2 separate regions of the Homo sapiens genome follow, and region 1 is linked to region 2. A link is a loop called in an ENCODE intact Hi-C map of the cell type or tissue named here. Cell type or tissue: PC-9. All regions are shown on one strand. Links, peaks and the distances in the headings refer to the core of each region. The heading gives the core; the rest is flanking DNA. Region 1 overlaps RXRA (retinoid X receptor alpha). Region 2 holds the start of RNU6ATAC (RNA, U6atac small nuclear).

Region 1 (10,191 bases), core at 1,402-9,401, 190 kb before region 2:
AGGAATTGTAAGGGGGCTCTTTATTCCAGGAGATTCTAGCCAGAACTCCTCTCTCTGTGGTCCCAGGTCCTGGATTCACCCCCAATACACGAAGGCCCTGTGGCCACCATGTCCCCCATGCAACGCCAGGCTGAGCAGCCAAAGGGCGCCACTTTCAAAAGAGCCTCCCGCAGACCAGCAAGCGGCAGGTAACCGCGAGCGACCTGCACACAAGTGCGCCGGAAGGGGCGCTGGCACGGCGGGCACTGGCTGCCCACACTGTCTCCTGATACCAGTCCTTCAGAAAGGGAAACGGAGGCTGCAGGCGGCGGGACCAGGGGAAGGATGGGCCTCGCCTGCAGCCACAACAGAGCCAGAGCTCGAACCCAGAACTCCAGGCGTCGGCAAGCCCAGGCCTGGGCACGGCAGGCTCCCGTGACCAGCGGGGTGGAAATGGAGAAGGAACCAGCGCTTCCTGCTCGCTCTGCCCTGCCGCCCGACAGGCCAGTCCGCAGCCTGTCACCGGCTCAGGCAGTGCAGCCTCCAGGGAAGGCAGACACCCAGCCCAGTGCCCCCCACCGAGGCTACTGAGGACAGGTGGCAGCTTCCAGGCCCTGCCCAGGGATCCTGGCCCACCCCAGGCAGGACAGAGCAATCGCGGGGGCCTTAGGTAAAGCCCTGGGGCCCCTCAGCGGCCTCGAAAGCATGGTGGCATCTGTGCCGGGTGGGCCCACTGGGCACGCCACACCTCCACCCTCCGGTTACCGCTCCATTCCCCGCCCGGTCCTACACACCCCTAGCCCAGGGACCCCCGCGGCTCCAGAAGCTTCCCTGTTCCTAGGTGGGGCAAGGAAAGGCCTCTGCTGCCAGGGCCCCATCCCCTCACAGGCCAGGCCCACCCAGAGCCACCAGGCTGCCCAGCATGGCAGGACAATCTCGGGAGCAAAGCCCCTGGGGGAAACGGGCTGGGACCAGGGCCCAGAGCCTACCCAGGACCTTCCAGGACAGACAGGCCACATCCTTGCTGGGAGGGGCGGGGCTGCGTGTCACCTCCCCACCCCGCCAGGGCCACACGTGGCTCCAGGGCCACGCTTCCCCTGCCCTCAGCCTGTGTGTGCTATTTATCCAGCAGAGGGAGGGAGGGAGGGAAAACAATGCAGGTGGCTGATCCGCAGGGGGTAGGTCACACCCCTCCCCGGAGGTCAAGGTAGCCCCTTCCAGCCCTCCCCAGGCGGGCACCCTCACCCTCCAAGCAGGCAAAGCCACAGTGCCCCAGGAATAATGCGATGACTTATGGAATTGATGTTCACACCGAGGTGAGGGCGCACCCGGTGGAGAGGATGAGGAAGGGTGGGAGGCACGAGGCAGAATGGAGCCTGGGAAGGGAGGGGAGGTGGGCTGGGGCACACCTGCAGCCATTAATTAGCTCGTTATTGCCAGATAATTATCTCCGGGGCCTCCAAAGCTTTCGAAGCCCACTTCAGAGCCGCCGGCGGCAGCAGCACACCCATCTCACAGCCAACGCCTGAGGACCCCAAAGGCAGGTGGCCCTGGCTCTGCCTCAATTTCCCCAGCTATTCAGTGGAGTGAGTGTTCTTTATATCTCACTCTCCGTGCCCTCAGATGTGAGCAGGGGACCCCAAAAGCAGGAAGAACACCTCTGCCTTCCTCAATTTTATAGACAGCAGGTCTGGAAGCTTCCTCCGCCCCTGGCTACACCCTGGCCTTCCTCTCGGCCTCTCCCACACGGCAGCCCCCAGCAGCTGTTCCATGAATGCTCCCTGGACCCTGTTGAGCCTTCCAGAACTGGGCATGGGGTAGGAGTGGGCGCAACGCTTAATGAAAATCCCCTGCCACGTGGGGCTGTTGGCCCCAGAGCTCCGCCTGCCCTTCCCCTGAGCCCAGCAGCAGGCCCCGGGGACTCCTGGCCCTCTGCCCACAGCCCTCACCACCCACATGAGCAAGCAGCACTTACATAGGCCAGGCTCAGACCTGCCAACGTTCCCAAAGCCAGCACACCCCATTGAGACCCCAGCCGGGGCCCAGGCCTGCCCTGGAAACTGCTTGTCTCAGGCAGGGTCCAGGGGCTCTGCCCAGTCCTGCAGACGACCAGGGAGGGGCGGGGAGGGGAGGGCAGGGCCTAGGGCAGTGCTGCTGGGCTGGAACAGCATCCAAACAGGAGCCTGGAAAGCAGGTCCCAGACCTCTGGGGAAGTCTCTGGAACAAGACCTTGTCAGTTCCTGGGTGGCACCCACAGGGCCAAGTCCAGACCCTGCACAAGGCCTCTGAGGACTGCACAGGCTCAGCTACTGACCTCCCCATTACAGGCCCCGGAACTCTCCCAGCTCTGGGCCTTTGCATATGCTGTTCCCCATATGTTCCCTGTTACCTCCCCCAGGAAGCCCTCCCTCCAGCTCCACCCTACCCAGGCTGAGGGAGGCCTGTTGGCCCTGAGCTGTGGCTCCTGCCTGCCTGCCTGCCTGCCTGCTGCCGGAGGAAAGTGGATGGTGGCGGCCTAACAGGACTGGTGCCCATCTCCTGGCTCGTGAGCCAGAGCCCTCCAGCAAGGGCCCAAGGACTGTGCAGGCAGAACTCGGTGTTTCCACTCTGTCCTGCACGGGCTCACGCCTGGCTCCGTCCTCGGCAGGTGGCCGGGGCCTGGGTGGCACACCCAGCAGCAGCCCTCTTGGAAGCGGCCCACGGCCTCCCGTGGAGATGGTGCTGCAGGAGCCAGCCCTCGGGCCAGCGAGCAGCAGGGATGTCGGGGAGCACAGTGGGTACGCCTCTCATCCCATGTCCCCGTGTTCTGTGGGGGCACCCCAGGCCCCAGGCGGGATGCTGCCCTCCTCCTCCTCCTCCTCCTCTGCTGTGGCTCCTCCCCTTGCCCACAGGGTCCGCTGTAGACTGCCCCCATGGCCTCACCCTAGGATCAGACAGTGTGAAGGTTGCCAGGGAAAAACCAATAAACAAACTTATGAAGAAACCGTGATTTACACATAATTTTCTAAGAACACGTAATTTCCCGGGTGCTCTGCCCCGAGGGTGGCCAATTCTGCTTACCTCTGGTGCATGTTTGTGTTCTGGAAGGTTCTGGGTAACATATCTGACTGGTTAAGCAGGGCATTCCCTAGCAAAGACCTCGCCTTTCTGCTTGGGACTGCACAAACCACAGCCGAACCCTTGGCCTCGAACCCAGGGCCAAGGCTCTCTGAGGGGCTGACTCAGGTCTGGGGGTCTCCCACCCTCCACCCACGACTCCCCCACTGTGCTCGTGGCGTGGACAGTCCTCGTAGACATACGGACCTCACCAACTCCACATCCCCCAACCCCCTGCACAGGCGAGAAATCTGAGGCCCACAAAGCGCCTGACTTCACGCGGCTACAGCAGAGGGGCCAAGGTGCGAATCAGCTCTGTGCAATCCCCTGCCCCTGGCCCTGAAAGTCCCCTTTTCCCAGTAACCTGCAGGGAGCCCAGGTGAGGATGCGGGAGGCTGCAGCCCGCTCAGCAGCGAACTCTGGCCAGGTTTCTGCTCCGGGCTCTGGAGAAGGGCCCTCCACCCGGGGCAGGAGCCAAACCTGTCCAACCGCCCTAGACGCCTCAGTGCCTGGGCAACTATCTGCTCCATCGAATTTCTCAACCCACTCAGAGCAGGCAATTGCAACAGGCTGCGGAGACACAGATAAGGAGATTCAGGGTGTGGGCTGGGTGGGTTTGGGGGTGGATTTTTTTCTTTTCTTTTGTTCTGCTTCTGCCCTGGCTATGCCTTCACGCCTCCCCGGCTCTGCCTGGGGGCCTCTGAGCTTCCTGGGGGTGCCCAGCACTGGGCATGGGCATGGGCCTTGGGCCACCTCCAGGGCTGCTGAGGCTGGGAGACAGGCAGGGTGCGGAGGTGTCGGGAGACACTTTCTACCAGGGCCATCGAGGGTGGTGGCTGAGCAGGGCCTCAGGCAGGGTGAGGCTGGGGCAGGGCAGGGGCCCCCACCTGGGAAAACCACCCTTTCCCAACACTTTGAGGCACAGGTGCCACCAGAGAAGCTTGTCACCTTCCCCTCCATAGCAGGACAACGGTGAGAACACTCGTCCTCCCCTGCAGGCAGCCAAGGATGGCTAATCCAAGAGCCGCTGAGCAGGACGGCCACCGCAGTGCTAGCATACAGTAGGTGCTCAGTGCACCGGGCCATCTCTTGGTGATAAGACACACTTCTGGGCAAGGCACGGACCTTCTCCAGCCACGGACCTTCCCCAGCCTCCTGTGTCAGCAGGAAGGGCCTCCATCCCGCAGACCGTGCTGCTCTATATACCCCGAAAGCCCTGGTGGGCATTGCAGGAGCACAGGCAGCAACTCCTGGCTCCCCGGCCCGGCCAGCATGCAATCCCCAGCCCAAGGCCATCCCAGGTGTGTTCCCGGTGGGAGCTAAACAATGGCTCCCCCTTACCAAAATCCAAGGTAGAAACTCTTCCCCGCTTTTTACCAATGAGGAGAGCAAGGCTGAGGTTGATGAGGTGACCTACCCAAGGCCCCAGAACTCCCCCAGGGAGAGTCACCTACGAGAGCCTGACACAGTTCCCCTCCCTTGCAGGGCTGGGGCAAGGAAGCCAGGTGAGGGTGAGGCAGCTTCCCCAAAGGCCCCACCCTGCTCCACCTGGCAGGGGCAGGAGGGAAGGACATGCCAGCAGAGTCCATGCTTTTCCAGGTCACCAGGGAAAGGAGGCCTGGCCTGAGACAGGCCCAAGCCAGATCCCACAGTGAGGGCGTCGTGGAAGCACCTCCCTGCCGCTACTCTTGGCAGTCTGGGCCCAGCGGCCATCCCGAGGGCAGGGAGCTGCCCCCCACCCCCTCAGCTGCCCTCCCCCAGGGCTTGTCTGACACCTGGGCGCAGACCCTGACCTCCTCAAAGCCTCTGACCCACTGAGAGGGTACCTGCGGAGCTTTCCGAAAAATGCAGACTCCAGGGCAGGGTGAGCCCAGGGCCCTGGGAGGAATTCTCCTGCACAGCTGCAGGTTGCACAACGGGCCAGGTCCCTACCTGCCTCCAACGTGTGGCAAGGCTGCGTTCCAAGCTGAACACTCCAGAGGAGCAGGCCCAGGACCTCCCCCACCCAGCGGGGGTGCACACAGCTCCCCGGCCTCTGGGTCCTCAGCCTGGCTGCAGAGGGCAGCTTTGAAAACCTGTCTGTGGACAGTGGTGCCCCTCCCTGCCGGACTCTACTGCCCCACCCCTCCACTGTAATTCTGAGCCACTGCCTCTCCCTCCCAACCCACCCTGAGAAGTGAAGCCCAGGCAAGGAAAAAGTAACCAAAAATAACAACTAGCAGTTCCCGGCGCTGACTGAGCTGCAGGTGAGCTCTGTCAGCTTCATCTCTGTTCACCCTCCCAGCTTTTCGGAGACCAGCATATCAGGAAACTGAAGCTGGGAAGGAGTCGGGGGATCTGTCCAAGGGTCAGGCTGCTTTTTACTGTTTGCTGTTCAGTTAACAGTGCCTGGCCTGGCCGGGGAGCGCAAAGAGACACAGAGATGCCCATGCCGGGCCCAGGCACACTAGGTACTTCTCATACACCTGGCACCCACAGCACAGCTTCTGACAACTGGGCCTGCATTTCCCACAGGTGAGGACAAACGCCAGCAGAGATGTGCCTGCAGAGATGGGGTGGCCCAGCCCCAGCCCCACCTTGAACCCCAAAAGCCAACGTGGGCAGAATTGGAGCTGAGCCACCGCATCCCTGCAGGAGATGGGATGTATATGCCTCCTGGGATCATGGTCCTGACCACTTCTAGACCAGAGGCCCTGCTCATGCAGTCTCCCAGAGCCCCTCTGCTCCAGACACCCCAGAACTCCAGGACAGGCTCCCTGACTCCCAACCACGGCTTCCCAGTGGCTTCTCAGTCCCTCCATCCCTAAGCCAGCTCCACTGGCTCTTAGGGGACTGGGAGTGCACAGGCCTATGGGACGGGGAGAGGCAAATCCAGGACGAGGACAATTGCAGCCTGGGGAGCCTGGAGGGCCAAAGACAGCGGAGGCAGGTTTGGCCCAGATCTGAGACTTCGAGCAACAACACGGCCTCTGAACATTTCAGTCTTACAGCGAAGGCCAGTGCACAGCACAGCTGCAGGAGGAACCCTGGGAATGCCCGGCCCAGGCCATCTCCACCAGCAGGGCTCACCCTGGGGCACAACAGAATCACCAGGGAGCCCTGGTGCCCAGGCACCACCCCCACGGCTGCCGATCTGATGGGTCTGGGGTGTGGCCTGGGTACCAGGAATCTTAAAAGCTCCTCATCTTCAATAGTGCCTGATGGGCAGCCCAGGTGAGACCCACTAAGCCACGGCAGTGTGGGGCTGGCTCCAACCCGGGTGAGTTCATTCGTTCCACCACCACACACGCACCGACCACCTCCTCACGCCAACACTGTCCAAGGAGGGGGACCCAGAAGAGCCAGCAGTATGGGCAGAAAATTCTGCAGAAGTCACAGTGAAAACACACGCAGCTGCGGTACTAAGCTCCCGGTAGAAGGGAGACATTAGATTAGCCGCAGAGACCGCAGGGCCAGGATGGGAGCACTCGGCACGCAGAAGTGCCCCACAGCCCTCCTTGCAGACATCACCAATCCACCAACCCACCTTCCCTGCTGGTGCCTGCTGGGACCCAGGCACCCCATCCCATCCGTCAGAAGAGACACAAAGGCTGGAATGCACCTCTAGGCTTTCCCAGGCATGGACCTAAGTGTTATTTTATGGTGGCAACAGTGAAGTCTAGGCTCCGTCTTTGCCTCTGCCCCCTTTCCCCAGGAGCTTGTGGCCCCCTCCATCCGCAGTGAACAGCTACCAGGCACCCTTAGCTCTCATCCACCCACAGTCCCATCACCACCAGCCTTGGGGACACGTTCCCCAAATGCAGCCAGGCTGTCCGAGCTCACCGCCAGCAGGGCTCGTGGATGAGTACGGCTGCTGGAGTCCCACCAGATTCTCAGCCTGAAGTCAGGTACACACCCAACAGGCACGGCCCCAACGGGACATCCCAGGCCTGGAGGCCAACCAGGCCCATGGGTAGCATGAGGAGACAGCAGTTCCCTCTCCTGCCTGCCAGGGCCTGGCACCCCCACCCCAAGGGCACCTCTGCCCTGCCACCCTGGGGAAAGCAGGAGGAGGCAGAAAAGCTGCCAACGTCCTCCCCGCTAGCTGTGGGGAGAAGCAGTGTTGGAGGTACAGGGGCTCGTGGACTCGTGGGGCCGTGGAAGCTGCTGGGGCACCACTGGGCAATGAACACGCCTTTGAAAGTAAGTGACGGTTTGCTCAAAGTGAAGGATGCCTGTGGCCGGGCCACATGACGGGACACCAGCTTAATGTGCATACACGTGCGGTGTACATGCATGGGGCCGTGCACACACATGCACACATGTGCACTCACCACCTTCCCAGACCACCTGCCTTCCCACTCTCCAGTATGCTGGCCCAAGGCCTCCTACAACCATGGGCCATCAGAGATCCCACCTCTGCACACCAGGGATACCCCTGAGAAGGACTCCAGGAAATCCACCGAAGAAAACAAGCCCACCTCCTCCACAGCCGGGAGAGCTCAATTTGCTGTTTGCTCTTGTTTCAAAAGTAAAAGTTGGGATTCTTCCTCAAGCCCCAGAACCTCCCAGTTATGGGCCTGCCCCTCCCAGCCACACCAGCAGCCCCAGCCCCTCCTCCCCCCTCCAGAAGGGGACCCTGTACCTGGGGTGGCTCATCCCCCCAGCCTGCACCCCCAGAGGCCAGCCCAGAGAGCACAGGTGGTGGGAGGGTGTCAACAAACGTCACAGCCCCCAGCTGGCTTTCCAAGTGGGCACCAGAAGGCAGGGCCAAGTGTCCCCAAGGAGAGAAGAGCAGGCTGAGGACGTACTTCCTCACACCAAGGAAGCAGGAGAGAACTCCCATGTCTCCAGGGCTCCTGATTCCCTGCCAAAGAGAGACCCAAGAGCCCTGGATGTCCCCAAAGGGAGACCGCTCCAACCTCAAGCGAGACCCAACACAGCCCAGACAGGCATGCGAGCCGTCAGCTGTGGAGCCCGCCCCATGCTGGCCCCCACACTGCCCGCCCCAGATAGTCCCAGGCAAGCCCTGACCTCGTTTCCTTGGGGCAGCTGACCCTCTGTGTCAAGCCAGCACCCCGGGAGCTGCAGGGCTCAGCCAGGGTGCATCTTCAGTCCCACCAAAGGAAAGCGGGGCCAGCAGGAGGCTGGGTGGTCCGGACAGACGCCAGTTCCCACACAGTCTGCACACTGCCGGGTGACCACTGCTGCCCACTGCTGGGCAGGGGCGAGGCAGGGAGGGCAGGACAGCCCCACCAGGTCCTGTGCTGCCCACCTGGGGCCTAGAGCAGGGCCCCTGCTCAGAAGCAGGGAAGGATTGTGGCCCCTCCGGCTTCCTCATGCCCCAGACTCATCCAGGGTCCCCGAGGCAGCCCCTTCCCGTACTCACCCTTCAGACACCTGAGGGGATGGCCAGACACCACCTCCCTGCTCCCCTCCCCTCGCCCTCCAAGCACCTCCACAGGGTTTTCCAGGCACCCCAGGAGGCGCAGAGTCAGTCTGCCCCTTTCCTCATCTCATCAGGCACCATCAAACCCACAGGGGCTCCTGGGCCGCGCTGTCATCCTCATCCCATGCCCAGAACCCTCCCCTTGCTGCACCCCAGCCCGACTCTGCCTTCGACAGCCTCTGACTCCCGCAGCCTGTGCAGCCTCGCTCCCTCCCCGGGCTGCCCCGAGCCGCCCTCTGGCTCCAGCACCATGACCCATGCAGGCAAACTTGGTAGGACTCTCAACCTCAGCCCCCAGGCCCTTCTGGTCCCAACACACATATGCCACATGCACGCACACGTGCACACAGAACAGAGCACCCATCTGACCCAACACACACTGGCACACCCCACGCCCCGCCAGAGCCGCAGCTGCTGCGTGGCCTCCATAAATCTCTCCGAGGCCCCGCACACCCGCCTCTGATCAACCCAACTCCATGTCATTCACCTCGCGTTCTGATGGTTAAAAACAAGTTCGCAGCAGCGGATTGGTTATTACATCTCGGCCTTAATTAAAGAGGGCCGCAGAACGGCATTTTAACCAGCAATGTCATTTTCTAATTGACGCAGCTCCATTATCAAGAAAAATACTCAAACCGGCCTGAAACGGAGCCGGCACCCTCCTCCACCCTCCCGGGGGAGCAGGGAGGTTCAGCTTCAATTTTTAATCTGCTGATGAAATATTCACAGGCCAGGGAAGGGATTGCGTTTCCTGAGGTGAAGGATCCCTGCCCTATTGGGGCTCCCCACATGGGAAGACGCAGAGTTTAGGGTGCTGGGGTCAGGACTGTCTGGAGGAACAGAGCAATGCAGGCAGGGACTGGAGACCAGCCTGCCTCACAACCAGCCTGCCGGGCCCGGGACCACCACTTTGCCCTCCCCTCTGCCCGCTGCTGGCATAGGGCCCCTTTCGAGTGACCTCCCGACTGCCCCTTCTCTGAGGAGGACGCTGCAGCCCACAGGGCCAGGCACTCGCCCAAGGCCTCCTGTGATTTCCCGCCGGGCCTCCTAGCCCCAGACCTGCCACCTCTTCAGACTCTGCGGGCTCCAAGCCTGGCCTGTGTGGGAGAAGGGGGCCCCAACATTCTGATTTCCTAAGCAAAGCATTCAGAGGGCTCAGCCCCCTGCAGCCAGCGCTTCCTCACAATGCGGTGTTTGTACCTTGAGGCCACACGCACTTCCCATGAAGTCTGAGGCCGGTGCTCCATGTTATAGGAAAGGACACTTAGGCAGGTGAGGGATGCTCAGCCCCCCCTTGCTGAGGCACAGGGCCTCTTGTGGGTGCTGGACAGGTGGCCTCCACACCATCACACAGCCGAGGTGCTGACGTTGGCCCTGGGTACAGATGAGGACAAGGCGGCAGGGGAGGCACCATCCAGGCCAGGCCGGCCCCAGGCTCAGCCGCTCAGCCCCTCGAATGCATCTCCTCGTGCAGTGGGGACAGGTGGGGAGGAAAGCAGAGCCACTGGCCCAATCCCCACCCCCACCCACCTCGGCAGAAGGCATGAGAATGCCCCAGATGGAGCTGCTCCTGCGGGGGAGGCTGGCTTCTCCGTGGGGAAGGGCAGGGTGGAGCTGGGCCAGGGAGGCCCCACTGGGCAGTGCCTCAGGCTCCCCGTGTGGGTGAGCACAGCACAGGGCACAGCACA
Region 2 (10,191 bases), core at 721-8,720:
CTCTTTTCTCCTACCTGCACTGTTTTCCTTTACAGAACATAGAACACAGCCAGGAGCGGTGCCTCACGCCTATAATCCCAGCACTCTGGGAGGCCAAGGTGGGCGGATCACTCGAGGTCAGGAGTTCGAGACCAACCTGGCCAACATGGTGAAATCCTGTCTCTAGAAAAAACACAAAAAAGTAGCTGGGCATGGTGGCACATGCCTGTAATCCCAGCTACTCTGGAGGCTGAGGCATGAGAATTGCTTGAACCTGGGAGGCAGAGGTTGCAGCGAGCCGAGATCGCACCACTGCACTCCACCCTCAGCAACAGAGCGAGACACCGTCTCAAAAAAAAAAAAAAAAAAAAAAAAAAACACAGAACGCAACCTCACCAGCCTAGAGATCCCATTAGCCAAGACAGTTGAGTAAATGACACATCCCCCAGGCCTCATTTTCATAAGCCCTCCTGCCAACTAATAGGCTTTTTTCTTTTCTTTTCTTTTCTTTTTTTTTGAGACGGAGTCTCACTCTGTTGCCCAGGCTGGAGTGCAGCGGCGTGATCTCAGCTCACTGCAACCTCCCGCCTGGGTTCAAGCAATTCTCCTGCCTCAGCCTCCCAAGTAGCTGGGATTACAGGCACCCGACACCACACCCAGCTAATTTTTTTATTTTTAGTAGAGATGGGGTTTCAACACATTGGCCAGGATAGTCTCAAACTCCTGACCTTGTGAGCCGCCCTTCTTGGCCTCCCAAAGTGCTGGGATTACAGGTGTGAGCCACCACGCCCGGCTAGGCTTTTCTTTAAAGAAAAAAAAAAAGGAATTGTGCAAGTTTATTTAACACAGTATTTCCCAGTTTTCTTCCCTTCTGTCCATGGGACATTTCAAGAGACAACTGGTCACTGAAGCCAATGCCAGGAAATGCTGCTTGAGGGCAAATAACAAAAGCCTTCCAGCTCCCGTTACTAGGGCTGCCAAATTTAGCAAATAAAAATACAGGGCACTCCACTACATTTGAAGCTCAGATAAACAATGAATAAGTTTTAGTATAAGTGTGTCCCATGAAATATTTGGGATATGCTTACAGTAAAACATGACTCATTTGTCTGAGATTCCATCTCAATGGGGCATCTTGTATTCTATGCAGCAGCCCTGCCTGCCTCGACACTTGAGGGGAAAAGCACGCATGGTCCAGGGCTCTGCCAGGGCTGGAAGGGAACCCATGCCCACCCTGCCCATGTCCAGCACTGAGAGCTGGGGGCCGGGTCCCTACCCCACCACTCTAGCAATAACTCATGGGGTGGGCTGGGTATGTTGGCTCATGCCTGTGATCCCAGCACTTTGGGAGACTGAGGCAGGTGGATCACTTGAGGTCAGGAGTTCAAGACCAGCCTGGCCAACATGGTGAAGCCCCATCTCTAGTAAAAATACAAAATTAGCCGGGTGTGGTGGTGTGCGCCTGTAATCCCATCTACTCAGGAGGCTAAGGCCAGAGAATCGCTTGAATCCGGAAGACGGAGGTTGCAGTGAGCCAAGGTGGCACTACTGCACTCCAGTCTGGGAGACAGAGCGGGATCTGGGAGGGCATCCTCTATGCCATGTCTGACTGTAGATCCCCAGGTGGTGACAGGCCCTAACTCCATGAGACGTTCATTTTCCACTATTCGGGATAAGCGTTCAAATTCCTCATGGTTGGAGGAATTCTCCATCTTTGAGACTCCATCTCAAAAAAAAATTGTGTGGTGCCCTTGAGCAAGTTCCTCCCCTCCCTCAGTGTCCGTGTGCAAAAAATGGGAGGGTCAGTAGGCGATCTCATCTTTTCTTATTTCTGGAACTTTCTCTGGATGTAGCCTGATTTCATACAGGAGACTCTAAGAACGGCCCTCAGAAAGTGAGACTTAGGATCCAGTGAGTTATATCCCTGGAGACTCGAGTGGAGTGCAAAGTGTACTCCCCGATGGTGACCACTCTGATTGCCCCGTCCACCTTTCTGCCCCAGGCGCCAGGCACATGGAGCCAGGCCGACTCTTCCTGTGGTCTAGAGACATTTGTGGGCCCCAGAGGGACTTCCAGCGGTTGACATGAGCCATGTGCCCGAATCGGGGCTGAGGGCATGAGTCTCAGGGCAATACCAACACTGATCATGCCTTTGTTCAACAAACACTTTGGGACGCCCTGTGTGCAAGCGCTGGGCTCATCTTGGGATGCAGCAGTCAGCAGGAGACGCAGCGTCTGTCAGAGCCGGAGTTCCAGAGGCACCAGCAGACACAGGGCAAAGCCACCTCCATCCGTGCATCGCAGGCTGTTTCCACGGGTTCTGCGCCAAGTCCGAGAGGGTGCTGTGGCCTCCCAGGTCCTTCCATCCTTGCCCTCCCAACCCTGCAAAGACCCTCTTGCCATCTTCCCTCTTCTTGGGTTACCACTGGTAAGCCTCCTGGGTGATGTGCAGACCTCCGACCTCCACCCAAAGTAAAGACAGGCTGCTATGATGGCGGGACCCAAAGGGCCTCAATGAATACAGATTCCCAGGCCTGACCACAGACCCTGGACTCAGACTAGGGAAGAGGCAAGAATCTGCATTTTAGCAAACCCCGTCCTCGTTGACAACACAGGCAGGTGGGCAGTGCACAGAATGCCGGCTGGGCAGATGCTTGGGCCCCCTGGATCACGCAGATCCCCAAAGCCACCAGTCCTTCACAGTCTGGGCCCCAGGGTGACACCAGGCCTCCCATTGCTGAAGATCACCAGGCAAGCACACCACTCTCAGCCCCCAAGGTCCTGGCTCTGACCTCCAGGCTGCTGCTCCCCACCCCACACCTTGACCGTCATTGCAGGGTGAGCAGTGCCTTCCTCATGCATTTGGTTTCCTATCTGTAATCCAGAGCTTGCCCTGAACCTTCTGGAGAAGACCTGACTCAGGGTGCGGCTGGCCTTCCGCAGCAGTGCCCGGCCCAGCCTGCCAGGTCTCCAGGGAGAGGAAATTAAGGAAACTTAAGGACCTGCCTTAACCTACAAATTCACTTTTGTTTTTTCTAATTAATATGCACAACTGGAAACACACACAACTCAAAAGCTCTGAGAAATGAGTATGGCCATTCCCAGCCCACAGCACACGGCCACCAGGAGTGAGCCACTGAGGACCTCTGTGCTTGTTTGTGCACACATCCATGTGGGCAGGCACATGTGTCTGCATGTGTATACACATATTCACGTGTGTAAACGCGTGTCCACCATCCATGCGTGCACTTGCACGTGTGACTCGTGTGCAGACATGTGCGCGTGTAGACATGGGCGTGTGTACACATGCGTATGTACATACGTGTAAGGACGTGTGTGCACCCATGTATGGACACGTGCATGAATGTGCAGAGGTGTTGAGGGCGCATGTGCATCGCGCGCACAGCGATCATCCTCACCAGGCCGGGTGGTGCCCCAGGCTGTGCAGACCCTCGGGCTCCTTGTCAGGAAGGCCGCGCGTCCCCGGTCCCCGAGCCTCGCAGAGCCCTGCCCATCGAGTCGATGGGAGGGGCCCGGCCTGCGAGGCGCCAGAACAGCCCCGGGGTCCACGGAACGGAGGACGAGAGCAGGACGGGACCGCGCCAAGGCGCCAATACTGACGTTGTAACCTGGAGCCGGAGGACACGCGAGGACGCCAGAGCCGAAACCGGTTCCAGGGCACTCGGCCGTTCTAAGGCTCGAACTCGCCACCCAAGACCACGCAGAGCTTGCGAAAACGGGGCTGAGCCGGCGCGGCGCATGCGCGGGCGGCGTCCCGCGCACCACAGGGTCCTGAACACCCGCAGTTCCCGGGGCAGGGCCGCGTCCGGAAGTCCGTGGAACGGATCTTCCGATCCTTGTTCTCTGATTCGTTACCAACCTTCCACTTCCGTAGACAGTTCTTCCCGCCTTCCGCCGTCTGCTAGGCGTGTCGCCGCAGGAGGTGCGCGCCCGCCCTGTTTTGTTTCCGGGGGAATCTACTTCTCTGAAGGACGCTCGGGACTTCCGTTTGTTCCCCTCAGCTTCTAATTGGCTACTTTTATGAATATATTAGGGCACGAAAAGTGGTAGATTTTTTTCTTACACGTTCAAATTTTAAAAAAGACGATTAATTGAATGCGAACATTTGTGGTTTCCCACTGAACCGTGACATTTTTATAAATGTACCTCCATGGATAGCGAACAAGAAGTCACCCTCACCGAAAGGCGAGTGGAGCTTTCGTCCTTAAATAAAGTGCGCAGGGAAGCCGAGGCGTGTTGTATGAAAGGAGAGAAGGTTAGCACTCCCCTTGACAAGGATGGAAGAGGCCCTCGGGCCTGACAACACGCATACGGTTAAGGCATTGCCACCTACTTCGTGGCATCTAACCATCGTTTTTTTTTTTTTGGTGTTTTGTTTTTTATTTTTCTTCAGACGGAGTCTTATTCTGTCGCCCAGACTGGAGTGCAATGGCGCGATCTCGGCTCACTACAACCTGCACCCCCTGGATTCAAGCGATTTTCCTGCCTCAGCCTCCCGAGTAGCTGGGATTACAGGCGCGCGCCACCACGCCCGACTAATTTTTTTGTAATTTTAGTAGAGACGAGGTTTCGCTATGTTGGCCAGGCTGGTCTTGAACTCCTGACCTCAGGTGATCCGCCCGCTTCGGCCTCCCAAAGTGCGGGGATTACAGGCGTGAGTCACCGCAAAGCCCCGGGGCATTTTTCGTTTTATCTTTTATCTTCTTTCCTTGGGACACGGGCGCGGGTCGCACTTGTGCACGGGCGCGCCGTTCCGCCGCTGCTTGGGGCTTTTCCGTTCATCTTCACCGCCCGTTCTTGGCATTGGGTCGTGTTCGCGTCTCGACACCCGACAGGGCCCGTCTCCCGAGGGCGCCTCGGTCGCCGCATGAGGCACAGGGCGGCTCGGCGGGTTGACGGGCGCGTCCCTAGCATCGCAAACGTTCAGGGCCTGGTTCAAAGCCTGACGGAAGTTTCCGCTCAACATTGATTCATTCACAGAAAACTAAGCACTGGGCACGGCCCGGAGATACGGCAGCTACCGAGCGAAGCCGCTGCCCGGCCGGAGCGCATTCCCGGCCATTCCACAGCCTCCGCCCCGAGCCCCGTGGAGACCCGCTCCAGCGAGCAGGGCGGACGGGGAGGTCCACACCCAAGTCCAGATCCAAGGCGGCGCGAGGACCTCGGAGCCCTGAGACGCAGGGAGGGCCCCGCAAGGTCCCGGGGCTGGAGGGGAGCCAGGGGCCAGGAGAGGGATCAGGGGACGACCCGTTTGGCCCGGGGCCCCAGGGACCTGTGCAAGGACCTGAGCTTCGACCCTCGGCAAGGGCGAGACCTTGGAGAACCTCCCGCAGGGGAGGGACGGGACCGAATGAGCTCAAAGGACATCCCTGGCGGCCACGCTGAGAACAGCCCAGCGGGCAAGGATGGCAGCGGGAAGACCTTCGCGGCTGCGGCGGGGCGAGGCCGGAGGCCGGGTGCGGGCACCATGGAGGGGCTGAGAGCCCTGGGTTCTGGAGAAGATGTGCCAACAGCCGTGGAGGGCAGGGTCAGGGGTAACTGCAGGGTGTCAGTCCCCCTCCGGGGAAGGACGCGGTGCCACCTGCTGAAACAGCCAAGGCTGCGGGAGGCGCAGGCCCCGGGAGCTGGAGGGCCCGGCACTGAGGCCTGGGATGTGGAAAATAGGCAGGCCAAGTGCGCGCCGCTCCAGGGCTCAGGACTGCGCAGTCAGCACACCAGCCACGTTAAAGCCACAGCCTGGCTGCATCCCTTAGGAGAGAGTGGGCCGATCCAGGTGAGGGCTCAGCCTGGAGGCTGGAAACCGCAGCCCAGCTCGCCCCCTGCACCCCGACAATGAAGCTACCAAGCGGCCTTCATCTGTTAGAGCCCCTCCCCTCGGGGTCACCCCATATTCTGGTATTTCCCTCCCCAAAAGACCTTATGGGAACCCTCCCTCCTGCTCACCAAGCTTTTGACAGAAGAGTCGACTATCAGGAAAAACAGAGAGACCTTGAAATAGGCATAAGGAAAAAACCCTTTGCTCAACCTAAGGAGTCTAAGCAGCCATCCAGGTCCTCTCCACCTTTGCTCTTTGCTGTTCATTGTTCACAGCTCGAAATCGTAGGAAGCTCAATGTGCCTGCCCAGTGGGATGTGATTATTACTGTGGATTTTGACCTTTTGCCAGTTTGAATCTATTTGCAATTTGTCTTAGCATTCGTTTCCCTGCGTAAGTGTGGTACTTTCAAGCGGTTGTAACATCTTACAGGTCCCCTCATTAGTTGAGTTACATAAAATCTTTGCCAAGTGGATCTCACCTTTAACAGTACCTGCACCCCCTGCTCCACCACACCTGTCGGGCTTGGTGGTGAGGGTCAGGGTCTCCCCCAAGGGCATGAAATGCCATCTCAGCCCACAGCCCAGGAGCGGGCATCACTCTACTGGGATTCAGCATCCTCTGCCCTTCCTCTGGGTAACCATACCTGATTCTCCTCTTCACTGAGTCTTTCTTTTCTCCTATTTCTCAGAACTCATCCTTGACCCTAAGGTAGCTCCTTGCTGGGACGGTGAATCCACACTGCCAACACCTTACCCCACCGCAGTGTTTTGAGAGCTTCCTTCATGGGCTGAAGAGCAGGATGTGCCAGGATGTGCCACACAGCTTGTTTTCCTAAATGACACAGATAGACCCCACCTGTGCATGGTTTCCCATAGATGGAAACCACCAGAAAGGCACCCCAGAGAGTGAGAATGGCAAGCGTGATGAGAGCATTCGCCTGGCCTGTGTGTCCCCGTGCATCACGTCTGTCATAGGCACAAACTCCTGTATGTTTTTTAACATAGGACTCAAGTAAGGACTGGAAAGATGTTTATCAAATAAAACCAATCTGCTAATGAGTCAGCTGTTTGAACACGCACACAGCACCACCCACCGTGGTGGGTGCATGGAGCATGGCCGGCTGCCTCCCCCACTGCCAGGTTACAGGGAACACAGGAGACAGGAAGATGCTGAACAGCCCCACGGAGACGCACTCAGCAAAACCAGACCAGGAGGCCACAAGATAAACGACCTGGTTTCAACGATACATGGCACAGAAAAAAGAGGGAGGACCTGGCGATTTAAAAAGACTCGAGGGACCGGGCTCAGTGGCTCACGCCTGTAATCCCAGAACTTTGGGAGGCCAAGGCAGGCGGAGCACTTGAGATCAAGAGTTCGAGACCAGCCTGGCAGCATGGTGAAACCCCATCTCTGCTAAAAATACAAAAATTAGATGGGCGTGGTGGGTGGGGGTCTGTAGTCCCAGCTACTCAGGAGGCTGAGGCAGGAGAATCACCTGAACCTGGGAGGCAGAGGTTGCAGTGAGCTGAGGTCGTGCCACTACACTCCAGCCTGGGCAAGAACAAGACGTCTCCAAAAAAAAAAAAAAAAACAGCTAGTAAACTAACCAGATGCAGGTGAAGACCTTGTCTGGTTCCTGATTCCATACACAAGCATACATGTGTATGCATGCATTTGTGCATGTGCACACACATACCCTATGCACACATACCTTGCAGGTACATCTACATACACATACACATACACATGCTGTGGTTTGCTGCACAAATGTACTTGTGTGCACCCATGTACAGGTGTGCACTACATGCATATATATGTGTACACATGCATGTGACGTGTGTATGTGTGTGTATGTGTGTGTATGTGTGCACAGGCACAATTTTTTAAAACATACTAAGACAACGGGAAATCTGAACATCAGATATTCAATTAAATAACTTTAGGGGGGCTGGGTACAATGGCTCACGCCTGCAGTCCCAGCACTTTGGGAGGCAGAAGTGGATCACTGGAGGCCAGGAGTTTGAGACACGCCTAGGCACCACAGTGAGACCCTGTCTCTGCAATAAAAATATTCAAAAATTCGCTGGCCTGCCTGGCCAACATGGCAAAACCCCAACTCTACTAAAAATACACAAAATAGCCGGGCCTGTAATCCCAGCTACTCGGGAGGCTAGGCCCAAGAATCGCTTGAACCGGGATGTGGGGATTGCAGTGAGCTGAGATGGCACCACTGCACTCCAGCCTGGGTGACAGAGTTAAACCCTGTCTCAAAAATAAAAGAATTAGACAGGCATGATATCATGTGCCTGTGGTCCCAGCTACTTGGGAGGCTGAGGTGGGAGGATCACTCGTGTCCAAGAGGTTGAGGCTGCAGTAAGTCATGATCACACCACTGTATTCCAGCCTGGGCAACAGAGCAAGACCCTATCTCAAAAAAAAAAAAAAAAAAAAAAAAAGGCAGGGGGTTGGAGAACTTTTTTGGTATGAAAATGGCATTGTGGTAATAATGCTTCTGGAGACTTGTTTTGAGATACCATGCGTTCACCACTTACATGGTAGAATGTCTGGGATTTGTACTGAAATAACAGGAGGAGCCGATGAACAACGATGAAGTTCCTGCAGCAGGGACAGGAAACTGGGGGGCGCCACACTCTTCACATCTGAAAGCTCCTGTTAGTTTATAACGCATATCCTGGAAGATACGCCCCAGCATGGTGGTGGCAGCAGGACTTTGGAGGACCTCTCCTCATCCGTGCCTACCTGCCTAACACTGTCAGTAATTAGCACACAGGTATATACCTAAGAGTGGAAAAACCAATACAAAATACATAGAATAATTAGCACAAATAGATGACTTTCCTAAGGTTACTGTAAAAACCCAGGACTGTCCTGCGGGGCACCCTGGCTCACCAGACACCACCCCCACCACCGGGGACAAAGCCCCAGGGCGGCCGCCCTCCCACCCCACAGAGACAGCTACGTTTTAAGTTAAGAAATTCTCACCAGACTAAATTAGAAGACATGAAAATTTTTATTTTCAAAAAGAATGTATTTTTACATAAATCTACAACAGAATTCAAATGTAGAAAAAATAAACTATATTCAGGGATACAGCGCTCAGCACAGCACACCCCCTCCCCGGAGTGGGCCGTCCCCCCAGAACAAGACTGAAGGGGCCTCGCCGGCCCCAGGACCCCCACAGCAGGGCAGCCACAGGCTGGCACGCGGAGCTCCCCGTGTCTGTCACAACAGACTGCAAATGCGAGGCGCCCAGACCCTGAGCGTCGAAGACAAAAACCAACCCATTTTCACTGTGGCAACTCACTTCTTAGTGCAGGTCACTCATCCGTACACCTCATCGGAAACAGAGGGGCAGGGGAAACCACAGGATATACATCTCCAGATGCCTCAGATAATCCCCTCCTCACCCCTGCCACTCGAGGACCTCCAGGAGAGCCCACCTGACAAACCCCCCGCTTCCTCCCTGGGCCGGTGCAACCAAAAACCTGCAGGATTCATCCAGGACTCCAGGCCCTGAGAAAGGCAGAGCTGGCTGAGCTCCCCCAGGACTCCAGGCCCTGAGAGAGGCAGAGCTGGCTGGGCTCCGGGGCCAGGGCCCTCTGTAGACCCAGGACCCAAGCTGGCTTCCCAGAGCATCACAGCCCCAAAGCCCTGCCCCGTGGGACAGACCCAGGCACCTGTGCCCTCAGCCACCCTGCTCCGCCCTCACTGTGTGTGGCAACCCTCACCACAACTGTCTCCATGGGCAGGTTCAGGTTTCAGCCTCGCTCCCCAGAGGCTCCCGCTCGGCCTCTGCTGTTAACTGCTGTGCAGGTGAGCACCGGGAAGCCACACTGCCAGGAGCACAGGCAGAGGGGCAGGCAGGCGAGGGCTCCAGCAGGGACGGCGAGGCTCGCGCTTAGCACCCAACCCCTCGAGGAGTCCGAGGGGCAGCACTGGCCCTGCAGCCCTCATAGGGCGCATGAGTCCCACTGGCATCTGACCTGGAGTAAGGGACTCAGGGAGCCTTACCATGCCACAGGTGTCCCCCACATCCCAACGCAAGTCCATCAGGAGCTTGGCTCCTTCGCAACTAAGAACCTCCCCACCCCCGTTCCCCGCCCCCAGCAACACTGAACAATGAACCTAGAGAGGAAGGCGTCTTCAGAGAGCAGGTGCAGCCAGCCTCAGCACCTCCTGTCCAAAGAAACCTTCCACCCTCTTGCCCCAGGGGAGCCTTTCTCCAAGAAAGCCACATGGAGACGAGCTTCACAAGGACGCACTTGCCACAACCATTCACAAAACCCCACCTTTTATTACAGTCTGCGGTGCTGCTTGTTGCAGGGACACTGAGACAAACGGGAGAGTCATGTG

The links. A loop is a pair of places that touch in the nucleus more often than their neighbours do. Peaks named below come from ENCODE experiments on the same cell type or tissue, not always from the same donor. Only the 100,000 strongest peaks of a DNase experiment are listed, where the experiment ranks them.
Region 1: a loop joins it to region 2, with 5 times the contacts of the local background. A loop is called at or near these places in 5 of 110 quality-filtered maps.

What each region holds. Positions count from the first base shown.
Region 1 is chr9:134,350,583-134,360,773 of GRCh38, reverse strand. The region is part of intron 1 of RXRA (retinoid X receptor alpha); the gene reads right to left. Among named protein-coding and RNA genes, the nearest start is that of MIR4669, 24 kb to the left of the region's middle. RefSeq lists enhancers at 7,723-8,507, 8,508-9,294, 9,295-10,080, 10,081-10,191. In PC-9, for the core only: a CTCF peak has its summit at 4,577; DNase peaks (open chromatin) are centred at 2,993, 3,613, 4,663, 5,013 and 2 weaker places; H3K4me3 peaks cover 4,594 bases; H3K27ac peaks cover 5,524 bases.
Region 2 is chr9:134,158,607-134,168,797 of GRCh38, reverse strand. RNU6ATAC (RNA, U6atac small nuclear) reads left to right here and starts at 4,234; the gene lies at 4,234-4,359. It overlaps LOC124902297 (a long non-coding RNA gene), which reads left to right. Exons shown (of 2, transcript XR_007061834.1): 2 at 36-4,360. WDR5 (WD repeat domain 5) reads right to left here. Exons shown (of 14, transcript NM_017588.3): 14 at 8,830-10,191. RefSeq lists enhancers at 4,598-4,837, 4,252-5,217. In PC-9, for the core only: a CTCF peak has its summit at 5,345; DNase peaks (open chromatin) are centred at 4,400 and 4,707.